Regions from separate parts of the Mus musculus genome. Here region 2 is linked to region 1. The links are chromatin loops, found by intact Hi-C in ENCODE. Cell type or tissue: heart. All regions are shown on one strand. Links, peaks and the distances in the headings refer to the core of each region. The heading gives the core; the rest is flanking DNA.

The links. A loop is a pair of places that touch in the nucleus more often than their neighbours do. Peaks named below come from ENCODE experiments on the same cell type or tissue, not always from the same donor. Only the 100,000 strongest peaks of a DNase experiment are listed, where the experiment ranks them.
Region 2: it touches region 1 in a loop (1.9-fold over the local background); 10 of 42 quality-filtered maps call a loop at or near these places.

What each region holds. Positions count from the first base shown.
Region 1 is chr8:117,362,051-117,374,012 of GRCm38, reverse strand. All of the region lies in intron 1 of Cmip (c-Maf inducing protein), which reads right to left. Among named protein-coding and RNA genes, the nearest start is that of Gm51554, 53 kb to the right of the region's middle. In heart, for the core only: a CTCF peak has its summit at 7,332; DNase peaks (open chromatin) are centred at 5,072, 6,382 and 9,047.
Region 2 is chr8:117,252,657-117,264,618 of GRCm38, reverse strand. It overlaps Cmip (c-Maf inducing protein), which reads right to left and starts at 7,600. Exons shown (of 21, transcript NM_001163262.1): 1 at 7,218-7,600. The coding sequence starts at 7,517. In heart, for the core only: no CTCF peak of the experiment used is centred there; DNase peaks (open chromatin) are centred at 4,998, 6,288 and 7,288; H3K4me3 peaks cover 3,288 bases; H3K27ac peaks cover 3,739 bases.

The DNA.
Region 1 (11,962 bases), core at 4,320-9,319:
CAGCAGAAGACTGTTTGGCTATCAGGTTCGAGAATCTAGGTTCATTTCTCTCTCTCTCTCTCTCTCTCTCTCTCTCTCTCTCTCTCTCACACACACACACACACACACACACACACACACAAAATATTCATTAATACTCCAATATATTTCTTTCATTTAAATTTTGACTGTATGTAACTCTGATCTGAATACTGGGTACACAAATGTATGCTGTGCTGTGTACATGTGCCATGCAGAGGTATACAGAAGCCAGGGGACATTGAATGCCCCGTGATACAGTTATCGATTTTTGGTCACCCTCTTGAGTTAGGGTCTCACTAAACCTGCAGCTAGCCTGCTTCTGTCTAGTCTGATTTGGCTTCTGCGCTATGGGCCTCAACCTGTCTCTTCTGAGACACTGGAGTCACAGATGTGTATTGCCATGCCTGGCCTTTACATGAATGCTGGGGATTCGAACCTGTGTCTTTATGCTTGTAAAACAAGGTCTCTTACACTGCACCCATCTCTCAGGCTCTCCTGACTATTCTTAACTGGAACTTGTATTACTCTTTATCTACTGTGCACATATGTGTATGTACACACACACACACACACACACACACACACACACACACACACACAGTTTATATGTTGCAATCCACTTGTGGGAGTCAGTTCTCTCCTTCCACCCAGGGATCACGCTCAGGTCGTCAAGCCTGCTGCCTTTATGTCAGGCTTGCTGACTTTACCCTGTGAGTCATCTCAACGGCCCTAAACTTTTTTTTCCCTGAGTCCCAAATCAAAGAATGTGCTTGCGCTGTACCTACGAGCATCCACTCGGGAGTTTCTCTCTGCTCCCGCCGGTCTGCTTTGCATGAGCGATAAACAACTCCGAGGTGAACATCCCTGTGAAGCCTGTTTTTCTAGCCTATATTTAGGATTATTTCTTTAGGCCAGATTCCCAGAAATGGAATTACTGGGACAAAGGGTTAGAGCGTGTTTTCTGCTGTTGCCAAATTACTCTCATTAGAGAGATATTAAGGAGTCCTGGGAGCCCTGGCCAGGAATGAGGGACCCACTGCTGCCTCAGCTGGGCGCTACTTTCTGGCCACGTTCTAACAAGATGGCTTTGGCACTAGGGTTTCTGAACTAAGCACCATGTTGGGTCAGCATGTGTTGGGTACTAAGGATACAGACATCCAGCACCCAAGGTCCTGGCTCTTGGGGTACAGCCTTCTGGGACACTATGAGTTGTGCATTGGGGACACTGCCTTCTCATGGGAGGTGGGGACAAATCTCAGAGCCGTGGCGGTGTTCTGCTATGGAACTAATATGGGCTCGTGTAAGAGGGCCTGCTATTAAAAAAAAAAAAAAAAACCCGCCCTCTAGAATTCTGTGATAAGCCTGGCTCAAACGCATCCAAGACCTAAATGGGAGACAGAGCAGGTGGCTGGGGGGGTCCCTCGCCAGTGTTCCCCCTTCCCAAACCCCAAGACCTTCAGAGCTAATGTTTCCATTAATTATCTGCTTTCACAGGCTTCTCATCCAGTGGGGTGCTCATCCAACATCCTTCACCATCCTGTCTTTCAGAGATCAGCTCTGCCGCCCGCCCCAGCCAATCGCCGGTTTCCATGGTGATGAGCACATGACTCATGAGTCTTCAGCCCCCAGGACGAGGCTCTAGGCTGACTCAAGACATACATTCCAGTGGGATGGGGGGCTCCCACACCCCAAAAGGAAAAGCCTATCTGGAAAGTCCCTCTCTCTATCAGCCACTCCAGACTGGAGCCGCCGCTAAGTGCCGCAGCAGAAGCCTCATAGAGGCCTGGGTTGTAAGCAGCAGGCTGGTTGTCACTCCGGCAGCTGAGTGGAACTTGAGTCATCCCAGTCGCAGAGCAGGGTCCTTTGGCGCCATCGTGCTGGCACCTGGCACAGCAGTAGGATGCTCTGGTCTGGTCTCCAGGAGCGATGGATGGATGATGCCACATGATCTGACAGGAAGCCCCTTCCAGCGCAGGACAGTACCACATCTGTGTTCTCAATGGTCGTTCTGCCAGGGACTAGTACCCATCATGCCAAGAAGCCAACACCTGACGGGGAAACGCCCTCACCTGCCCATCACATTCTACCTGTGTGAATCTGCCTATTCAGAACACTGCTACACAGGCTCAGAGTGGAGGCCCTGCCTCACCTCTGTTGGTGGCTGAATGTGCCCCACTGTGTAGACCATCTACATGCTCTACCTACTCATGGCCACTTGGACCTCCTATTCTCCCATCATTGTGAAAAGCCTTTGTCCTATTATCTTTCCAATGGGGTGACAGGAAGATACCCACGTCACAAACACAGTCGCCACTCATCGGATCCCACTCTATCAGACCTTATGCCCAAAGCTCCACCCACCCCACCAAAACCCACCCACCACAAGCCCCACCCTCACCAAGCATATCCCCCCAACACACACCCCACACACTCTAGTTCCATAGACCACTCTAGCCCCAGCTCAGGGCTTGACTTCACTCAACCACACTGCAAGCAAGGGAGCTGTAGTCACCCTGAGGAAATGGAGAGAGAGGATATGACGGGTCACAGGCTTCTTCCTGCTTCCCACCATGACCCAATCTCACAACCACAAACAGAGAGAGACCTGGACAGTCCAGGGCAGTGCGCACCGTGCAGAATGGGGCTAAGGCCAGCAGGATGGGGGGGGGGGGTCTGGTCTCCCACTGCTGCACAGCTGCGGAGTCCCCGCCCACCTAGAACAGCAGCTGCGCTACAGTTGGACCCCTGGCTTAAAAAAACAAAACAAAAACAAAAACCTGCAACGCAGGGGGGCCTGAAGGGCAGGGCCATCCCAGGACTCCATGAGGACTGTGATGAGGCATACAGGGGGCTCATTAATCAAGAAGCCAGCCTCGGCAGCTGCCCCCTTTTATGGCTAAATGCCTCAAGAAGTTTAGTAACAGAGCCAAGGCTAGCTATTTCCATATCCCGACCCTTCCAAGACCCATCTTCTCTGCGGGCATGGGAAGGGTGGGAATTTGGTCCCTGGGCCTGGCACTTTGGCATCTGTCCCAATAAGGTGCCTTTGCTACTGAAACGGTTGATGAGGGGCTCAAAGATGTCTCCAAGTCAGCTCCGTTCTACCCAGAATCTGCAGACATGTCTAAGAACAGTAACAGCCAGGCGGGTGGGACCTGAACTCCCCACGGGTACCACAGTTCCAAGGGACTCTACCCTGGGGAAGGTCCCACTGGGACCTCTTCAGAAGGAAAAAAAGGAAGGAAGAAGGTTTGGGGCCTAGGGGGATACATCATGCACAGCAAAGTAAGCTCTTCATAGTTCAGGAACACAGAACCCTGCTCTGGACTTTCATGAACTTGAGGGTGACCCTGACCTTGAACCTTTTCTCCACACAGCAGGGCCGTTGGAACCTATATACTCTTACACTCCGGCAATGGAGCCTCTATGAAGCTGGGCGTGTGCTCTTGTCCCTTGTCCCCCTGCTTCCTTGCCACCATGTAGTGAACAGATTTGCTTCCTCTCCAGACGCTGCTCCTTCATGGTTCTGCCTCACCGGAGGCCCCAAAGCAACATGGCTGCACAACCACATCCTGAAAGTCCACAAACACATGAACCCTTTCTCCTTTAAGTTGACTGTCCCAGCAAAGGAACTCTCTGGCAGGCTCAAGAGGTTCTGCGTGTGCACGGATAAAGCTGCTCTCTGTGGCGTCCACCAGCGCTGGGTCCCGCTGAGAGGAGCTGAGCCCTTCAACTTTGTCTCCAGCACCACCCTTTTTAAGAATGTCTAAGTGCTGCCCTTGGCGGTAACCCTCGATTCAATGGAAGCACCACACAAGTTCTGCAGAAATTTCCCCAGAGGGCAGATTTGGGGGGAACATCCCGAGGCCCATTCTTAAACAAAGCCATATGGCTCAGCCTCTCCAGGAGATAGGAGGCTCCTCCCAGGGCTATCTTCATCCACTTGGCAAAACAGGGATGCTGGGATGACCCAGATGTTACATCTGTGACTCCAGGGGCAGGTCCACATCCCACACTCTCCTCGGCATGCCAGAATGAACCAGTATGATTGTAGCCTGTTCACAGGCTCCATGTCACAGAAGGGAGCAAGGCAAAAATCGAACAGGCCACCATACTCCTGCCTCTCTCTGGCTGCAGCCTGGCTAGCCTGGACTTTTGGAACTTCAGTTTCCATACTGTGTATGTGTGTCTGTTGAAGGTCCACAGCCCTGCTCCCATGAAATTCCCCATAGGATGGCGGCGCGACGGAGAGGTAACTATGCAAAGCATGTGGGACATTCAAAAATGGTGACAACTGTGAGAGAGAAAATGAGTAAGGTGACAGGTAAAAGAAGGAAGCTGGGCTGGCAGATTAAGGAGGAACTCACACTCCTAGGAAAGGAGCTGCCAGGCCTTCCTCCCAAAGAGTACTAAGGAAGACAGAAACTGTGTTTGTGTGTTGGTTCACTTCCTGTCAGCCTGACACAGAATTCTCTGGGATGAGGGAATTGCCTCCCATCAGATTGGCCTGTACACAAGTCTACCGAGCATCTTATTTGATTAGTGATTGGTGAAGGAGGGCCCAGCATATCATAGGTGGTGCCATCCCCTGAGCAGGTGGTCCTGGGATATGTAAGAAAGCAGGCTGAGGGCTAGTGAGATGGCTCAGTGGGTAAGAGCACCCAACTGCTCTTCCGAAGGTCAGGAGTTCAAATCCCAGCAACCACAGTTGTAATGTAGCTCTCAGGAGGAGACAAGAGAATCAGAAGTTCGAGGTCCGCCTAGGCGACAATGAGATGTTGCCTACAAGAAACGAAATAGTGTGGGTGCTTCCTCTTCTGCCACCTGGACAGCAGCCCTGGGGGGTTGTCAGCTCTCACAGCTCACCAGCACCACCAGTCCCTTCTCAAGTCTCAAGGGCCTCCCTCTGTCTGACCCTGGTGGCCTTCTGTCTCACAGGACCTTCGCTCTACAAAGCTGGGTTCTCCGGAAGCCAAGGCCAGCAGGGCAGACTCTTAGACAAATAAACTCAATACGGTTCTTGGCAAGGCCGAGCTGGATTCAGGAGCCCGTGTGTGTTTCCATGCATGGGAAGTCCCTGGCGGGTCTTTCCTCGAGCTGTAGGCTTCAAGCCAGGGCTTCCAGGATGGGTGACAATGGGTGCCGAGGGAACTGAGCCCATGTACACAATGTTAGGTGCTCCTGCATAGACCCTGGGATTAGCTCCAAGAAAACACATGGCAAGGCTCGTGGAAGTCTGTGGGGGCATGTTAAGAAGGTGGGGGTTGGGGGGACTTGAGAGAAGTTCTAGAATGTGGGTACACACTGCTTAGATCTTCAGTACCTTTTAATGGCTCTCCCTGACTTCTGGACACTGAATTTTGTCACTGGCGAAATGGGGATAAAAACAGTGTTCCACATCAAGGGACCAATGAAGCCTAGAAGAACCGGTCACGGTTTGAAAGGTAAAGGACTTTGAAGGTCCCAGGGCCAGCCACGGAGAGGGAGTAGCTATGTGACCAAGACTCCGATCAGTCACATTCCTCCATTTATCTGCATGGTTTCTAGCCATAGAAGCATAGCCTAACTTGAAAGCTACCCAGGGGATGAAAGGACACGAGAAGGTACCAGTCATAACCATAGCAGTGTGTGCAGCCCCTGCACCAAGTTACAGGGTTTCCTCTTCATATACAAAACCCTCTACCCAGCCCCAGGCATCAGGAATCAAGACCAGGTAACCGGTATTATTCAGTCCAATGGAAGATATCATCAAAAGAGACAAACTGCCAGGCAGTCAGTCACACATGCTATCTCACATGACCCGCCCTGCACATCTTGCTAATGGTTGGTAACTCACGGATCCCAACAGACCAAAATGAACACAGAGAATTCCAGGACACCAGGTCTTTTAAATCCAGCCATCTCTCCTGCAGCCTACGCCTCCTAACTTCCTTTATCCACCCCTATGAAACCTCCCTTCTGGAACTTGAACTTTGAAGATCACAGAAGACAACAGGTGTGGGGGTCCAGACCCAGAAGGCTCTGTGCACGGCTGCCAGTGCCTCTTAAGTGACAGAAGAGAGAAACCAAGGTCTCTCAGGATGTATCTTCAGAGACCGCTTCCTACGAGCCATGAGACGGGTGGCTCTAGGAGTCTCCACAGAGTGACACGAAATGGATTTCGAAGACGTGGGCTCTGGGAGGCCTGTATCATCGCATCGGGTGTATCTGTCATCAGCCCACTGTGACTCTAGTTCTACTGGTACCCACAGGAAACTCTGTGACCTCTCTAGCCAGAGCCCTCTCCGTGACGGAGAAGGGTGGCTATGGGAAGGCTGCCCCACACTTGGCTTGACATCAGTCACCCACTTGCTGACTTGAGAGCTTGCTTCCCTCTCTTCGTGCGCAGCTGGCTAGATTGCCAAATATTTATTGAGTACTTCCTGTGGGGCACAGCTGGTGTGACCCAGGCACCAGAAACACATCCATACACAAGAGAGAGCTCCCTACCTCCAACACACACAGACAGACACACACACACAGACACACACATACACACACACAGACACATACATACACACACACTCACATATACATACACACACACACACACACACACACACACACACACACACACACACTGTCTCCCTGGCATTTACCTAACCCTCTTCACTGCTACACCATCTGGCTGGCTGCTCGCTCAATGTCCCCATGAATCCGATGTCCCAGTGCCAGGGTCCTGCTGGTCCTCAGGATTTATGGTCACTTGGCTGGGATCGAACTCTGATCTTCTCATTTGTGTAGCAAACACTTTACCAATGGATTTGTATCCCTCAGCCCATGATTTAGTTTGGAAAGCGAAATTGGATGCTGGTGGAGAACTCAGATGCCGCTCAGGGAGCCACAAGAACACACAGGTGGCTGGCTAAGCAGTCCTAAACTGGGTAGGGATGTCAGAACGGGACTCGCTTTTCGTTGCATAGGGTCCACAGTCGGAAAAACGGCGCAGGGCCCAATCTGAGGGCTAAGGGGACAATCGCACAGGCCTGAGCATTTCCCAAGGCTGTCACCATCAATATGAAGACAAAAACAAAACAAAACACAGCATTAGGAACAAGCCCCTCCTTCACTGCTGGATCAGAGGGCCAAGGACACGGGCGATGCCAGCCAGCCAGCCCTTACCCTCCTAGGGGCAGAGCCCGTTAGAAATGTTCAGATCAGTTCCAACCCAAACACCTCTTCCTCTGACCACTAAGCAGATGAGGGAAGAGGAGCCTTGGCTCTTTCTTAGCTGTCACTGGAGCAAGCACGGCTTGCTGCACACTGCCACCATCAGGAGCTCTCTAGCAGTGATGAGCATCCGTCCCCAGCATGCTGCTGTGAGTTTTCATTGGGTCACCTTCCAGCTGTCAAGCACTCTCCTCCAGAGGACAGCATTCGAGACCCATACCTGTCCTAGCTCCACTGTCTGGGGGCACTCAAACCACGCAGGGCACTGCTCAGCATGGGAGAAGGAGGCACTGTGGGGTCACCCTGCATGGGACAGATTCCTCCTGGGGACACTTGACCAGCCCTGAGCCATGTCCAGGAGTAAGCTTGCTAGAAATTAGTAGCCTTGGAGGGTTTCTGTTCATAAACAAGGCCCCAGGGTGCAGCTGTGACTCGGGAAGCAGGTAACAGGTGCTGGTCGGGCAGTTTTTGCATGTGGAGGAGCTTCTGGGTGCCCACTCCTGCAGCCTGACTGACTTAGAGGCTTTTACAAGGACCACCTTCACTCCACTGGTCAGGTCCTGCTTTTGTTGGGAGAACCTGGCCAGCCGCAAGAAAACACCCTGGGAGAAATTACAAGTAAGAGATAGATTCAGGGATGCGGCTGAGGTGCAAATATGGAAGGGGGGATCCTGAGGAGAAAAGCAAAGGGCAGGAATGGCAGGGGTCTGGGGACTAGATTTCCTGGGGTCCAGCCTCAACTATGGACAGTTTGATGTGAGGTGGTTCTACCCTTCGGTGCCTTGGTTTCCCCCATCAGGGTCTCCCAGAGGTATCAAAGGGATAGATACAGACTCCTAAAAGCCACTTAAAAATGGTATGTGCCCACAAAGCCACTTAAAAAGGGCAGAACCCAGAGGCCGGGCACTGACCCTACCACCCCTACCTTCACATTTGGCGACAGGTGACACCCACCACCCAGAGACCTTCCCACGGGAGCAGCAATACCACCTTCATTTCCTGCGCGGAAACCTGAATTGTTTGTTTGCTTCTTGGGGCAAGGTCTCATGAAGTCAAGGAAGGCCTGAGACTGTGTAGGGGAAGGTAACTTTGAACTCCTGAGCCTCCTGCCTCTACCTGCAGGGCGCAGGGAACACAGGTACGCACCATCTTGCTCCAGTTCTCATCGGAACTCTCATCTCGTGGATGGGGAAAGATACCGGTCTGAGGAGGAGGGAGGAGGCAGAACTCGCTGTATTGAGCTTGTGGAGACCCACACCTCTGATTCCCCACCTGGGCCCTTCCTACCCTCTCTACCACCTCAGGCAGAGAAGACAATGCAGGTGGGGCCAGAGAGACCTGTCTCAGAGGAGAGACAGGAGCCTGTGGTTCCTGGACAAGATGGATCAGCAGACAAAGGCACCTGCCACCAAGCCTCATGACCCGAGTTCCAGTTCCTGGGAGCTGCACGGAGGGACAAAGAAAACTGACCCCTCAAAGGCTGTCCTCTGACTTCCATGTGTGTGATATGGCACACATGCAAATAAACTAAATAAAATGCAAAAACAAAAACAAAAAAACACCCTACAAAATTTTAAAAGATGCTAGGCTCTGAAGACAAGGCACACATGCACACATGCACACATACACACAGGCACACGTTCAAATCCTCCTGGCGTAGTCTCTCCCCAGCTGCGTGCCCTTGAGCCACTCAATGTCGTGAGCAACAACGTCCGGTATATTTCATTGTATTTTGCCAGTCTGAAGGCGCAGCTCAACTTCCCTTGCAAGCAAGTGTCTTCCCAGCAGCCTCAGCTGACAGCGGATACAAGCCTGTGACACCGCCATAGGTCAGAGGAGGTGCTTGCGACATGGCTGGCACTCAGCATAGCGCCACAGGGAATTGGCTTACTGAAGAACCCCTCCTTTCTCAACTTAGCAGCTGACCAGCCTGTACCACCTACCTAAGAATAATATGTGGAGCAACAGCCGTGGGTAGGAACCTCCCCTCCCACCTACCCTAAAAGACCAGCATTGCCCCAGCCCCAGAGCCCCATCAGACCTGAAGCCCATACTCTGGATAGGACAGTCGTAGACAATTCAACCCTAAACCTGAGCCTGCTCAGCATATGACACAAATGCCAGTGGCCTGACTCATGGCATGTTAGGTAGAAAGCACATCTATGGGACCCTGTGTAAGCCAGTGGGGCAGGACGAACAGCTGACCCTGGCTGCAGCCCCAAGGGCTTCGCCTGTTTACTGTGGCTCTGATGAAGTCAGTCTTGGGGGAACCATCCCTCCGGGGTTGACATCATCGCTCTAGAGACCCACAAGCTCCTCTGAGGCCTGATCTCTCTCCTCTGAATGTGTTACGATCCCTGGTGTAGAACCTGTACCTGCACAGGGATCAGGGACGGTGACATGTGGCTTGAGGAAGTTTTGCTGAAGGTCACTCAGTCCCACCCCCTCACAACGCTATGGGCCTGGCAGAACTCCCAGGAAGCCCTCAGCATCCCCAGCTGCTGCTGTGTGATACCAGCCTGATGGCTTGCCTCAGTTTCCCTCTTCTGAAGAACAGGGGGCAGTCATGGTGGGGAAGGCGCAATGGCGGGGGGGGGGGGGCATCAGTCATGTGTCCAACTCAGAGTTAAGTGCTCAGCTAATCTTAGCTATCAATCAGGTGGTAACTCTGAGAACATTCCAGAAGCAGCAGGCATTCATTCCTACCATCTCTATCAAAAGGCAACAAACAGAGCCCTTCTCAAAGAAACAGGAATGAGCAGGACCCCATTATTCGATGATGATGCCCTGCGGCTGGTGCCAGCAACCACTTTGACAGACACCACTGTGTAGGTCCCTAAAGGGATGACATGGTCCCTCTCTTGTAGGTCAATGTGCTGGTCCTAGCACTCGGTGTCACCAGCTAGACCATGGTCTCTTTGTGCATCTATCTGTCCTGATGCTCTATGAGCCCCAAAGAGCAGGGACAGGACCTGACTTAGAGCCACCATGTCCCTATAGTACAGCATCAGGCATATAAGAGATGGGCAGGTACAGCCAGAGGGGGACCTCAGCCAACATCAATGCCATGTTCTTAGAGAATCTCCACCACCTCCCCTCCTCTTTCACCTGATGAACAACTAGAATTTTCCAGCGGTCCAGTAAAGCCTCTTCCAGCTTCCTAGTTCCCGCTAAGCCGCAGCCTTTCTCTGAAGTACTAGCCGACATCCTGAGCTGTCAGGGTGGGGCCGGAACAATCTCAGGCTTTGCTGGCCTTGCTTAGTGACATGCCAGGTGCCAGGCCTGGAATCCCTGCCACATCCTCCTGCCAGCTAGCGGGACTCCTGGGGCTGTGAAGGCTGTCGCGGTGCCAAGCCAGGGCAGTCCCAGGACAGGCTGGCAGCCTGGACCACGGGGACCACATAGTCACCAGCACACGTGATAACAAAGAATACACAGCCACCAAGAGATTGTAAAGGTTGGTGCTCTTGGCTGGTGCAGGAGCAGGGTGGGATCTACATTTCAGCAATGCCCAGGAACTTTCTAGAACGGTGGGGAAGTCTTATATGTGTAACTCACTACATAGTCAAGAATGACCATGAACCCTCATACCTGGCCCTCCTGTCTCCCCATCTCCGGTGCCAAGCTTTGCAAGCACGAACCTCCATTTATACACAGTGCTGGAATGGAACCCAGCAACTCATGCACGCCAGGCAAGTACCCGCCAACCTTGCCACATTCCCCGTCTACGTCTGAGCACTTAGAATGTGGCCATTTGTGACCAGTGGAGTGGAACCCCTCGGTTTAGCTGACTTTAACTTAAAGGCCACCCTCAGCAGCTTGGGTCACTGTCTCAGGCCAAGCCCAGGGTTTGGGGTTTCTACTCTGCACCCTAGGAAGCTGACAGAGAATAGGAAGGGAAGAGGAACATCAAAGGGAGAGAGGTCCTGCTGACTGAGGCAGCGCTCAACCTGAATCCCAGGCCAGATGCTACACGGAGGGCTTGGATGACATCAACCAACCTCCCTGTCACAGCCACCGGGGACAACACACATCTTACAAAGCAGGAGACTGGAGTCAGGGAAGCTGGAGTCACTGTCACTTGCCTGAGGGACAAGGGACTGAGCACTGAGTCACCTGAACTGCCGGATCTTTCTGCCTGCCAGAGGCACCTCTGAAGGAATGCATCTACTCTGTTCCTAGCAAGAGTGCTGAGTTACTTCCTGAGTGGAGCTTCTGAGGAAGCAGGTGGGCTGTCTTGAGGTCTGTACAGCCAGCTTGTCAAAACAATACTGGAACTTACCGTCCAATCAGCCCAGTGAATTTCTAACTTCTCCCCTCTGTCCCTCCTCTACAAGATAGGTCCCAAAGAGAAACAAGACCTCCCACTGATACAGGCTGTGGGTCTGCTCTCTCTCTCTCTCTCTCTCTCTCTCTCTCCCTCCCTCCCTCCCTTCAGCCTAGTCCATGGTGGGTGGGCACTGCCACACCTGCCTGTCACCTGGCCCACCCACCCCCAACCAATCCACAGAACTGGTTTCTGTAAAATTATTAACAGGTAGCTTTGCATTGGCTTTCAAAACTACAAACCACGCCCTCTTTCCAACTATGAAATGTGGAGACCGGATGCCCTCAATCTGACCCCAACTGAAGGAAGGACCAGTTCCTCTCCACCTCTGGAGAATTGGAGCATGCCTGTCATCTTAGCACTCGAGAGGTGGAGGCAGGAAAATCAGGAGTTCAAGGCCAGCCC
Region 2 (11,962 bases), core at 2,833-7,832, 110 kb after region 1:
CACTATTTAACCCAGGTTAACCTCAAAACTGGTGTCAATCCTCCTGCCTCAACCTTTCGAGTGCTAAAATTACAAGGTTTAAAATACAGGCTGGGGGGGGGGCTGGTGAGATGGCTCAGCGGTTAAGAGCGCTGACTGCTCTTCCAAAGGTCCTGAGTTCAAATCTCAGCAACCACATGGTGGCTCACAACCATCAGTAACGAAATCTGATGCCGTCTTCTGGAGTGTCTGAAGACAGCTACAGTGTACTTACATATAATAAATAAATATTTTAAAAAAATACGGGCTGGGGAGATGGCTCAGCAGTTGAGAGCATTGACTGCTCTTCCAGAGGTCCTGAGTTCAATTCCCAGCACCCACATAGTGGCTCACAACCATCTGTAATGGGATCTGATGACCTCTTCTGGTGTGTCTGAAGAGAGCGACAGTAGACTCACATAAAATAAATATACAGATCTTAAAAAAATAAAATAAGCAACAGTTGGGCAAGGTGCACAGGTCTTTAATCCCAGCACTGAGGAGGCAGAGGCAGGTGGATTTCTGAGTTTGAGGCCAGCCTGGTCTACAGAGCGAGTTCCAGGACAGCCAGGGCTACACAGAGAAACCCTGTCTCGAAGAAAAAAAAAAAAAACAAACAAACAACAGGCCCCAGGGGAACAGGGGAAAGTGAACACAAGCAATTTTTAAATGCCAGCCGGGTGATTTCTAAATTCCCCCTGGCCTCAGAGCCTTTTGCATTTGTCCAGTCCCTCTGAAAAGCCCTTCCCCCAAACAGCAATGCCACACCTCTTGACATACAGACTCCCTTAAGCCACCAGCTTACTGGCCTTAGTAGCCTGCTGTTTGCTGTCTCTCTCCCAAGTCCCCAGAACAGTGGCTTTTATCTGTTGAATGAATACCTTGCCTCCCTTAACCTCAACATCAAGGCTGAAAGGAAGTCCTCACAATCTTCCCTCAGCAGATAAGGCAGTCGTCTGGGAAGCTGCAGAGGCTGGACTCCAGGTCACCTGTCTGATGTCAAGTCTGTGTCATACACGGCGTCTGATCTCCTAGCGCTCACTTACCATGCCCAGCCTATCTTACACATGGCAGAAGTGAGGAGGTGGGTCCTTTATACAGGAACAACTTGCCACCCGCCTCGGTCTGGAGATACACACAACACACACACACACACACACACACACACACACACACACACACACACACAAAACAGAGCAGGCACCTCTAACACCCACCACAGCCCCTCTGGTTAGGGCTCTACAGGGAGACAGTGAAGTGGCCTTTTGAAAGATGTGCCCACCCCCAGACCACCTAAGGATTCACTAGCTACCTGTTCAGAGAGAGGAGAAAGGAAGGGAAATTCTGCACCCCCGCCCCCCCTCTTGTTATGGGGCTTGACCACCTGGCTCTCATTCTGAGGAAAACAGGAAGGCAGAAGGCAGAAGAAAATGAGGCTCAGTTTGAGCAGCCCAGACCATGGTCCTCAGAGTGAAGATGCAGGTAACTCTCATAGCATCTTCCCTCTGCTCCTGGTGGCAGGGCTGGCAGACAGACCCCGTGAAAACTCACTCACTTCCTGGTGACATTCTGTCAGACTGAAGCATCCCCCCCTCCCCCCCCCACACACACACCCAAGAAAGTACACAAACATTTAAACTGTTAAAACAGATACAAGTTCCGCTGATAAAAATGGGGAGTTGCCAACAACTGAGAGGAAGCTAAATGCCCAACAACGGGGGAACTGGTCTGCTTACGACATTAGTACAGTACACTTCAAGATGGGAAAATTACATAGCAGGGAGGAGAGGACAGTCACACGTGTGCGGATGTATAGCGAACTCCAAACACAGAGTCTAGTAACAATGCAGAATTGTGTGCTCGTGTCCAGAGTGCCCAGCAAGGAAAACCAAGGAAACAGACAACAGGATTGCCTTGAACGATGACCACCAAGGACTCTAGACGCACGAGGTGAAGCTACATCCTGCCCCTGTACTTTGGATGCATTTGGTAATGTGCACACTGATTCAATTACACACACACACACACACACATATACACATACACTCACACACAAACATATGTACATACACACATAGACATATACATGTATTTCTTTAAAATCACATAGATGATATTTTTTAAAGAACCCCTTGAGAAACTCTTCTAAACTGCCTGAAACAACCTTACAACCTCAACTCAGGAACTCTGCAGTCACCTCTAACTTCCCCAAGGATTCTGTGTACCTCAAGTGACTGCCCCTCTTTAAATAGCAAAGATTTTTACTTTAAAAAAAAAAAAAGATTCTTTTTGGTGCGGGGGCGGGGAGGGGGGGAGGAGGCGGAGGAGACAAGTTTGTGTGTGTGGAGGTCAGGACAACTTGCAGGAGTCTCTCCTTCCACCTCCTGGTCCCAAGGATCATACTCGGGTAGTAGGACTTTTAAGTGCTGAGCCATCTTGGCTGCCATAACCCTTCCATTTCCACAGAGCTCATTCAGGAGGCTCTGTCTCATCATGAAAACTCTTCCTGACTGTGTGCTGGCTGTCCCACTACCAGAACCGGTGTCAACATCTCAATTATCACCATAATAAATGAGGTAAACTGTCACCCTGCACATGAAGACAAATAAAGGCCCCCTCAGGGAAAGCAAGGTGCCCAAAGTTCCACAGCCAGGAAGCTGCCACCTCAGGCTCCAGCCGTGCTCCACGTGACTACGGTAAAACCGAAGTTTGTTCTGCCCCACGGTGGGGGCGCTGCTATAGCTCCTTTAATCCTTTAATCAAGGGCGTAACTAGACCATCTCAAATATCCATTCCAATGAAATGCCAGGCTGGTCCCCTTAGAGAGAGGTGGTGAGGGAGGGAAAGTGGCCGGTGGTGGGTCCCCTAGGGCACTTTGCCTTTGGAATAATTCAGCTCCTGGGCTCCCCACAAAATGCCCAGAAAGTCCTAAGCCACCCGGGGTCCCAAAAACACAAGGCTTCCTTGTGGTCCCAGTAGGAGAGCACCCAGCAAAACACCTTCTACCAGGAAGGGTACCGGTGGTCTGATTGGGCAGCTCTCCTTAAAACGCACTGTCTTCCTACAGCGGGTGGAAGGCAGGCCATCCTGCCCAACCACAGAGAACAGTGTTCATCTCTCGTCCTGACCATCCCTGCCCCCCATTTCTGAACACACAACTACCTAGGAAACAAATCTGATGTTCTCCGATATCTACTCGTGACATTTATAAAATAAAATAAATAAATAAAGCGCTTACTAAATGGCAGAGTCATGAACGGAGGGAGGAAAGGATGGAGCGGACAGAGGAGGGACCTACGTGGCAAAACAGGAAAAAAAAATGTTAGCTCATACTCCAGCATTCGTGTGCTCATAGATGGGATCTCTGGGGACTGGAGGGTTTCATTCTCAAGAGGAAAAAAAAAAAGAAAATCCCAGCATTTGGAGGGAAGGGCCACGCAGTAGATCTCAGAGCATTCTGCTGAAACTAAATCCAAGTTCATAGGATGGATGCTCAGACAAGCCCCGGAGGGGGAAAAAGAGGCATGGACAGGAACAACCAGATTCCCAGAGATGTTGGGAGTCAGCGCAGCCGTGCAGACAATGTGAACGGCAGCCCTGGAGGAAAGCGGCTGGAGAATAAAGACTCCTCCTGTCCCTTGTGTCCGAATCCCTGCTCAGCAAGCAAAGGAAGAAAGAAAGGGCTTTGCAGATCAGACCCGCCATTCTGAAACCGATTGTTTAGTTTTTGTTTTGTTCTGGTTTGTTTTCAACCGTGAGATGAAATAAAAGGTAGGAGTGCTTTTTTTTTTTTTTTTTTTGTAGTTCTTTGGTGCAGTGGAAACAAAGGGTAGAGACAAAAGACAAACACGTCTAGCAGGTGATCAAATTTAGCCAAGCAACCAACGGCAGGCAAGATGGATGCCTGTCCTCTCCAACGAGGACACCTCTACAAAAATCTGGGCTCGTTGTAGGTTCCAACCTATAACAAGGTAGGCAGCCACGGCTGAGCCCAGGAAGACCCAGGGATAGGCAAGTACACGTGAGGACTGAGACAATGCATGGGCAGATCGGCCTTTCCTCAAGAAGGTCCAGCCTCTGTCCTTCAGCGACCCCCCACGATCCCTCCTACAGATGCTAGAGACCTCCTCCCCTTTGTTGACAAGCATTCCGGTTCCAAAGGATCCAAAGTCTCCCAAGTTCATCAAACCTGGCCTGGCTTCTGCTGGGGTTTAATCAGTAACCAGACTAGTAGACAGCACAGGGCAAGCTCTGACCTGACCCCACGGAGGGCAAAGTTTACAGCCAGGTCAGGGGAGGGGAGTCAGGTCTGGTGGCACCAATCTCCCTTTTAGGTCTCCTGACCCAGGGAACTAAAAGATTTCCACAATAAGTGTGTCACCAGCTGGAAAGCCAGACCAGAAGGGACTGAGAGACAACCCCCCCACGAAACTTGGCTTGCACCCCAGCACGGGGCAAGCTGGGGTCTAGGAAGCCTCTATCCCTCGCAGTTCAGGTATAGACAGCGGACTCAGTGGATGGTTTGGGCAAAGGAGTGGATTGTTTGTTGACAGATTTAAAGCCTGATCAGTCACTGTGGGTTCAGTTCCTGAAGTCCACCCAATTAACTGGCTAGCCCCCCAAACAATTCTCAACTAAGCTTCTTACAGACCACATACGTCTCACCCCTGTGGGAGACACACTCCGACACGGGCGACTCAAGGCTGGGCCAGGGGCTACCAGTGGTTTTCTGGGAATGAACTGCACTCAAATTCACCTTTGTTTCATTTGAGCAAACATTTCTCAATACAGTGGTTGGGCCGCACTATAAAATGCAGACAGGTTACATAATGCCCAGGCCTAAGGGAACCCCAAGGAGGCTCCTCCACTTCCTAGGGAACGGACACAAAGCAAATATCTCGGACACAAAGCAAATATCTTGACATGGGACAAGATCCCTAGTAGCAAACCCCAACCCCACCTCTGGCCTGGAGACCAATGCTACAGGCCCTGGTGGCCACACCTCCATCCACACAGGCCCTAGGGGGGTGGGGGAGTCACACACCTCCACTAGAGGCCTCCACTGGAGCCCCCACCCTCGTTGACGCCCCCACAAAGCACGAGCTACATGGATGGAATTCCCTCATGCCAGGTGAAGAATTAGAAGGGCGGGATTATACCAGCCTGGGCCATGTTTCCAGTTCCTTTTTCCCCATTTTCTGACACACAACACCGCTCCACCAAGACCAGACTTGTGCCTCAGACAACCCGGGGCCAAACACAGGACTCAGGTGTTCCTCGGAGGTAGCCCCCCCCACACACACACACACACACACCTCAGCTGGCATGAGTGGGTCGGGGGACCTGGCTGCTGGGGACTCTCTGGTCTGATTCCTTACTGCTCTCTTCCAACAGACAGACCTCTTGAGCAGCCAGGGAAAGTAGGGGGCCTCTAGCCTGAGGTAGTCAAAGATCAGCTAGCCACACAGTGACTGTGCCCCGGGAGGACCAGGGAATGTCCTGTCCTTCCTATAGCGGGTCACCGTTCCTCTCAACTACTGGCCTTCGCTGACAACTCCTTGGCATTTTGAGGGATGGCAGGGAGAAGAACAGAGCCTAAAAAGACACCCCCACCCCCAACTCAGCCAGGTACTAAAGCTAAAGCCAAACTTGGGGTCTCCAGAGCCGAGGGAAGGTTACCAGGCACCTCTGGGACCTGAAACCCTCGGTACTAGCCAATCAAATGGAGATCAAGGCCGAAGCCTATGACTCAAGGCAGGTTTAAGAACACACACCAGCCTAGGAGAAGACCGGGCCACCTCCCGGCAACCCTCAATCCTCCTGGGGACAAAGTCTGCAGTTACTGCACCAACATGCCCACAGCCTAGGGGGAAAAAAAAAACCAAAAAATTGGTGGTTTTGAGTATATCAGAGCCAAAATTCAGAATAAATGTCCTCATGTACCACAAAGGGGTAGGGGAAGTGGACTCAGGCAGCAGGGTGTCTAGGCTAACTTTTCCCCACTCCCCATTCCTCGGAGCATGTGTCACAGTTTGTGACACACCACCAAGGGAACATGGATGCCGAGGCAATGTCTACACACGCTACACATTTGTGGCATGCATGTAAGCAACACCCTGTTTCCTGGCTGGGCTTTCTTGGCACAGGTGTGAGCAAGGCGGTGCACTCTGCCCCCTCCCATGATGTTTAGTAAACACCACGGAGCCTGCCACGGGGGTACGGTCCGTTCTAGACAAGAAGGGGGCCCCTACAAAGATAAGTCCCCAAGCGCCAGGCTAAGGCCCAGCCAGAGCCTGTATTTGAAACTGCCCTTGTTGGAAAACACAAAGCATCCTGTATAGGCCCTGCCCACCGCCCCCACTCCCCCTCCTCGACCCCACCACAGCTGTCTGTCCCCAGGAGGAAGAAGGCCACCATTTGCAGATTCGATTTCCGAAAGCAACTAGTAAGATCCTCCTTTCTCCATCTCATCCAGCTGACCTGGCCCTGGCCACACAGCAAAAAAAAAAAAAAAAAAAAAAAAAAAAAAAAAAACTGTAACAAAACAGGACGCAGCCACAAAACATGCTTACACACGCTCCACAGACAACGCAAGGGCAGGCTGGGCAGCCCAGCTGCTTCTACCCAGAGAACTCGACTATCCCAGGGTCTGAGCGGGTCCAGGACCTCGGCCCCCTGCCCCCCACCCTCCAACCTCCTAACGTGCGAAGGAGATTTTTAGAAAGGGCAGGCACCCGGTTTTGCCTTGCCAGGCCCGGCAGGGGAAAAAAAAAAGGGTAAAGGCAGGCTAAAGCAAACGCAGGAGTTGCTTTCTGGAAATTGTTGGCGCTGGGGGGTTACGGCTTTTATGGAGGAGAGGGTTGCGTTTTGTTTTCTCCTGTAGCTCAGATCCAGATGGGCAACGAGTTCAGAAAAGGAACAAACACCACTATCCTCAGGGCCCAGTCTAGGGTCCCAGACATCAGAAACGCAAGCGTTTAGGCAAAAGTCCCCAAGCGCTCAGCCCGGGTGGGCTAAGTGTCCAGGACACGAAAGAGGATTCCCATAGCCTGCCTTGGAGGATCAAGTCTAGAGGTTCCAGCCCAGCCCCGTGCGCAGGCCGGGACTAGGGGGCCGCGCGCTCGGAGACAAGCAGCGGGGCGCCTCGGTCCCGAGGGACCCCAGCTTGGGAAGCCCCACGGCCACGCAGGGCCACTCACCGTGGCGGATGCTAAGCTGTTGTCGGCCAGCGTTAGGTGGTGCGGCTCCCAGCGCCTCAGGAATTTGGAGGTGAGGATCTTGCTGAGAAAGGTCCGAGGGTGCCGGATGACACAGACCTGAATGTCGCCCTCCTGCAGCAGCTTGTACCTCATCCCGTTGCAAAGCAGCAGGGCCCGGCGGCAAGGCACGGCGCCCATCACCTTGGTGCCCTCGGGGCCAGACACGTCGCTCCCAAGCAGCGGCTTGGTCTCCTCGATCTGCCGGGGGTCGCCGCCGCCCGAGCTGCTCGTCACATCCATGGCCGCGCCGGGGCGGGGGCCGCGCGCGCGATCGCGGCTGGCGTGGGGCCGGGCCGGCGGGGCCCCCGCGGAGGGCCCGCACCCCCCCACCGCCGGGAAGGTGGGGGGGCGTGGGCTGGGGGCGCCCCGCGGGGACGAACGGGAGCGCGCGGGGGCAGGCGGGGGCGCGCGGGGCGCTTCCTGGGCTGCTTCCTTCTAGCTGCTGGGGCGCATGCCGGCGCGAACGGGTTGGCGACTGCGGCGAGGGCGGCGGGCGATCGCGGGGCGCAGAGAGGATCGGGTCCTCGGGGGGCGGGGGCGGCGCCGGGGACGGCGGGCGCGGGCGTGTCTCGGCCTCGCGCGGGCGCGCTGTGCGGTGCGTGTGTCCGCGTCCGTCCGCGAGTGTGTGCTGCGGGCGGGGGCCGCGCCGGCTGCCGGGGAGATTGCGGGAGGCTGGCGCGCGCGATTGGTCCCCGCGGGGTCATGTGCCCGCCCTCTGACGTCAATGGCGGCAACAGCGGCTTCGGCCTCCCCGGGGCGGGCGGAGTCCGGGATGGGCCGGGCCCCGGGCGGGGACTTGGTGGAGGCGGGCGCGGCCCGACGGGAGGGGCGGCCCCTGGGGAGGGGGCCGGGGTTGGGCAAGCGTCGACAGTCCCCGCGCCGCGCCCCGGAATGTGGGTAGTGTTCGAGGGGACGTCACGCGGGCCGCGCCCCCGAGGGTGCACAGCTGAGCACTAGCCCTGCGCCCCTAACCACCACGCCATCCTGGGCCGGGCTTGGGAAATAAAGTCAGCCCCATGACCAAGAGGATGCCGACCAGTACTTCCCCTTCCTAGTCCAAGACTGGGCCGAAAGCTGGGGTTCTGCCCGCTGCACCCCTGACACCGCCTTTCCAACACAAGCTGCTTCCCCAGGGATGGCCAGATGGGTCCACAGAACAGTTTCTTGGGGTTGAAACTATCCCGCTCCACAGAGCTATGCATGGTCGCTCACCACTACAAGCTCAGTACTCAGGGGGGGCTGAGGCAGGAGGATTGCTGTGGGCGCAAGGCCAGTTTGAGCTACATAGTAAATTTCAGGCCAGTCGAGACAGAAGGCCCTGTTTTTAAAAACAAAATAAGATAAATAAATAGGACTGGGGGTGTACCTCAGTTGTCAGGAGAGTGTTTATCTACCATGCACAAGACCCTAGATTGGTTCTCGGACACTACATCACTACCTAACCCCACAAGGTGGCATGAGCATATAATCCTAGCTCTAAGGAAGTTGGAAGCAAGCACTTGAATTCAAGGTCATCTTTGGCTGTGCGTTCGAAGCCAACTTGTAGTATATGTCTGAGAAGAGAAGAGAAGAGAAGAGAAGAGAAGAGAAGAGAAGAGAAGAGAAGGGAAGGGAAGGGAAGGGAAGGGAAGGGAAGGGAAGGGAAGGGAAGGGAAGGGAAGGGAAGGGAAGGGAAGGGAAGGGAAGGGAAGGGAAGGGAAGGGAAGGGAAGGGAAGGGAAGGGAAGGGAAGAGAAAATTTTAAGGAAATGCCCCCTCCCTCTTCTGAAATAGCCCCCACAGAAGGCCTCTTCTCTGGTCTTTGATGCTTCCTGGCCTTTGCTTTGGGAGGCAGTACTGGGAGAGGACACCAACCCTCAGCGTCCTGAGGAGAGCCCCTCCAAGGGTCTCAGGAAACAAATCTCCCCCAGAGTGATCTAGCAGCCTTGGGTTCCACCCACACCACAGGCCATTCCAGAGTCTCAGACTAAACCTGGCCAACCCTGGTCTTCAGTTCCCACACTAGGACAGGCATCAAATGGGCCAATGTGACAACTTGGAGACAATAAAAAAAGTCCCCTTCCGTCATTGGTGGGGAGGAGCCCTTCCACACGTCTTCCTCATCTCCAGTCCCCGGCAAGTCAAATCTCTAACACCTACAACTGGTCTCAAGAGATGGTGAAATTGCTTCGAACACAAGTTCACATCCCCAGAATTCACAGACACTGACTTGGTCCCAGGTGACTATAATCCCAGTGCTTCTACTACAAAATGGGAACAGAGAAAAGAAAAATCCACCATAAGACCACGGGCCAGCTAGCGTGGCATACACAGTGGCAGTACAGGAGACCCTGTGTCAAACAAGGTGGAAAACAAAAACACCCAAGATTGACCTCTGACCTCTACACAAGTGCTGTGACATGTGCATGTCTGCATTCACTCATGAACGTGCACACAAATACACCATGCACACACACACAAGCTCTCTCTGCCTCCTATGAGTACTGAATGCCCCAGTAGTAGTGAATGCAAGCGTTGACCTGGGTTTCACTATATAGTGAATAGCACAGAAAGTTCTTAGCGTCCCTGAGATGGGACTATTTACTTATGCCAGCTCTTGAAGGCACACTAAGAACAGCCGTCAGGGGCTAGGAAGAGGAGGAGACAGGTTTCAGCTTGCCTCCCTCACTAAGTAAAACACTTAGCCAGTTGTGGTAGCACAAGTTTGTAAGCCCAGCACTTAGGAAGGCTGAGGCTGGAGGAACATGAGTTAGCAGCCAGCCTAAGCTACATGTTTCTTGTTTTGTTGTTTTGTTTCGTTTTTCGAGACAAGGTTTCTCTGTGTGCTGCATGTCTTGGGGAGTGCGGGGAGAGCTCCCATTCTGTCCGTGCTGGAGATGGGCAAAAGCTGTCTCTGTGGCCCAGGGGAGACACTATTAGGCTAGAAACTGGAGATTCATTACCTGCCCATCATTCACTGACAGTTTATTCAAGTGCCAAACTTCAACAGGCTTGTAGAAAACATTGACCAATAAGAGAAAGAAAGCCCTATCCCCAAGCCCCCTGATATGAAGATGAGTGTAGAGGGGTGGTGGTGATCGAGAACCATTCTCCAGCCTTTTTAGGCGTGGGGTCAGGCCCACACAAACCTTTGTTGAGTCCTTGCTATCTGTGAGCCTAAGCCGGGAAATGGGTTATTAGTAGCTGTTATTGTCAGTCACAGTGGCCCCTAACCTCTTGAGATCCGCAAGGATGCTCTCAGCGTGCATTCCTGCAGATAAGGACACAGAGCGATCGAATGGCCTATCCGGGCCCCCAGCTAGTCAGGATGGGCTCAGAGCCCAGAAGCCGTGCACAAATCAGACAGTGGCCACATTGTACTTGGGGTTAGATGAAAGAGGGGCACCTAACCCAGGTAGATCGAGTAAGCATGACACTGGGCATGTGTCCCAGCTCCAAGAGGGCTTTAGAAATCAGATGAAGAGACTCAGAGGTGCTCAGTAGTTAAGAGTGCTTTCTGACCAGCGGGTGATGCCGCACACCAACCATCAGGAGGCAGAAGCAGGCAGATCGCTGTGAGTTCGAAGCTAGCCTGGTCTACAGAGCAAGTTCCAGGACAGCCAAGACTACACAGAGAAAACTTGCCTTGAAAAACAAAACAACAAAACAAAGAAAGAAAGAATACTTTCTGTTCTTGCAGAAGGCCTGAGTTTAAGTCCCTGAACCCAGAAAAGGCAACTCAAAACCACGTGTCAGTCACTAGGGCCTTGGGTGATCCAGTGCCCTCTACTGGACTTGAAGAGTATCTGCACTCACATGCACTGCATAAACACAGACGCACACCCACACCATTGAAAATAATACATTTTCTTAAAAAGGAAGGTGTGTGTGGGGTGTGTGTGTGTGGAGGGACCAGGTAAGGGGACAGAAGCTGCGGGGAAGGTAAATTGCTCACAAAAAGGTGACAGGTTAGAAGGCTGTTTGGCTCATCCAGAAAACTATAGACCTTTGTCAGGATGCAGAGGCAATGGGTAGAGGCCTGTGCGGTATGTGGCCAGTGCCCTGAAATGCAAGCCCAGAAACGGGAGTAGTAGAGAGTGATCTCATGGAGTAGGTGCAGAGTGAATTGCACGTGGCATTTTCACAAGGCCATTGGCTATAGCATGGTGTGACCGAGGGTAGCAGCCACATAACCTGGCCCAGAGGAAGCCAGCAATGCGTCTGTCAAGGGCACTCTGGTGGGAAGGCAAGATGGTCTGAGTCCAAATCACTGGGTGGATGAGTCTGTGTCAACAGAGCTGCTCTTTGTGTCTGGGACAGCTGTAGCCGTCCTCTCCTGATCCAGGGTCCAGGCTCCAGCAGAAAGGTGACTAAGCCGAATTTAGCTCAGACATGCTCAGTGCAGTCAGTGGGTTGATACCTTAAACATTAAACAGAAGTGTCATGACAGCAGCAACCAGTGCTCAGCAGCAGGTCCCGTAATTAGACATTCTGTTGGTTTCGGTTTGCTCTCCCTGCCAGCCCAGAAAGCCATCATCTTTAGAGAGAGGAAGTTAAGACTCACAGTGAGTCAGCTGATGAACTCAAGAGAGCCAGCCAAGATTCAAACCTAAAACTGAGCACGGGAGCTATAGCTCAGATGGGAGGGTTTCCCTGGCTTACACGAGGCCCTGGGTCCCGTCCCCAGCACCACACAAACTACGTGTG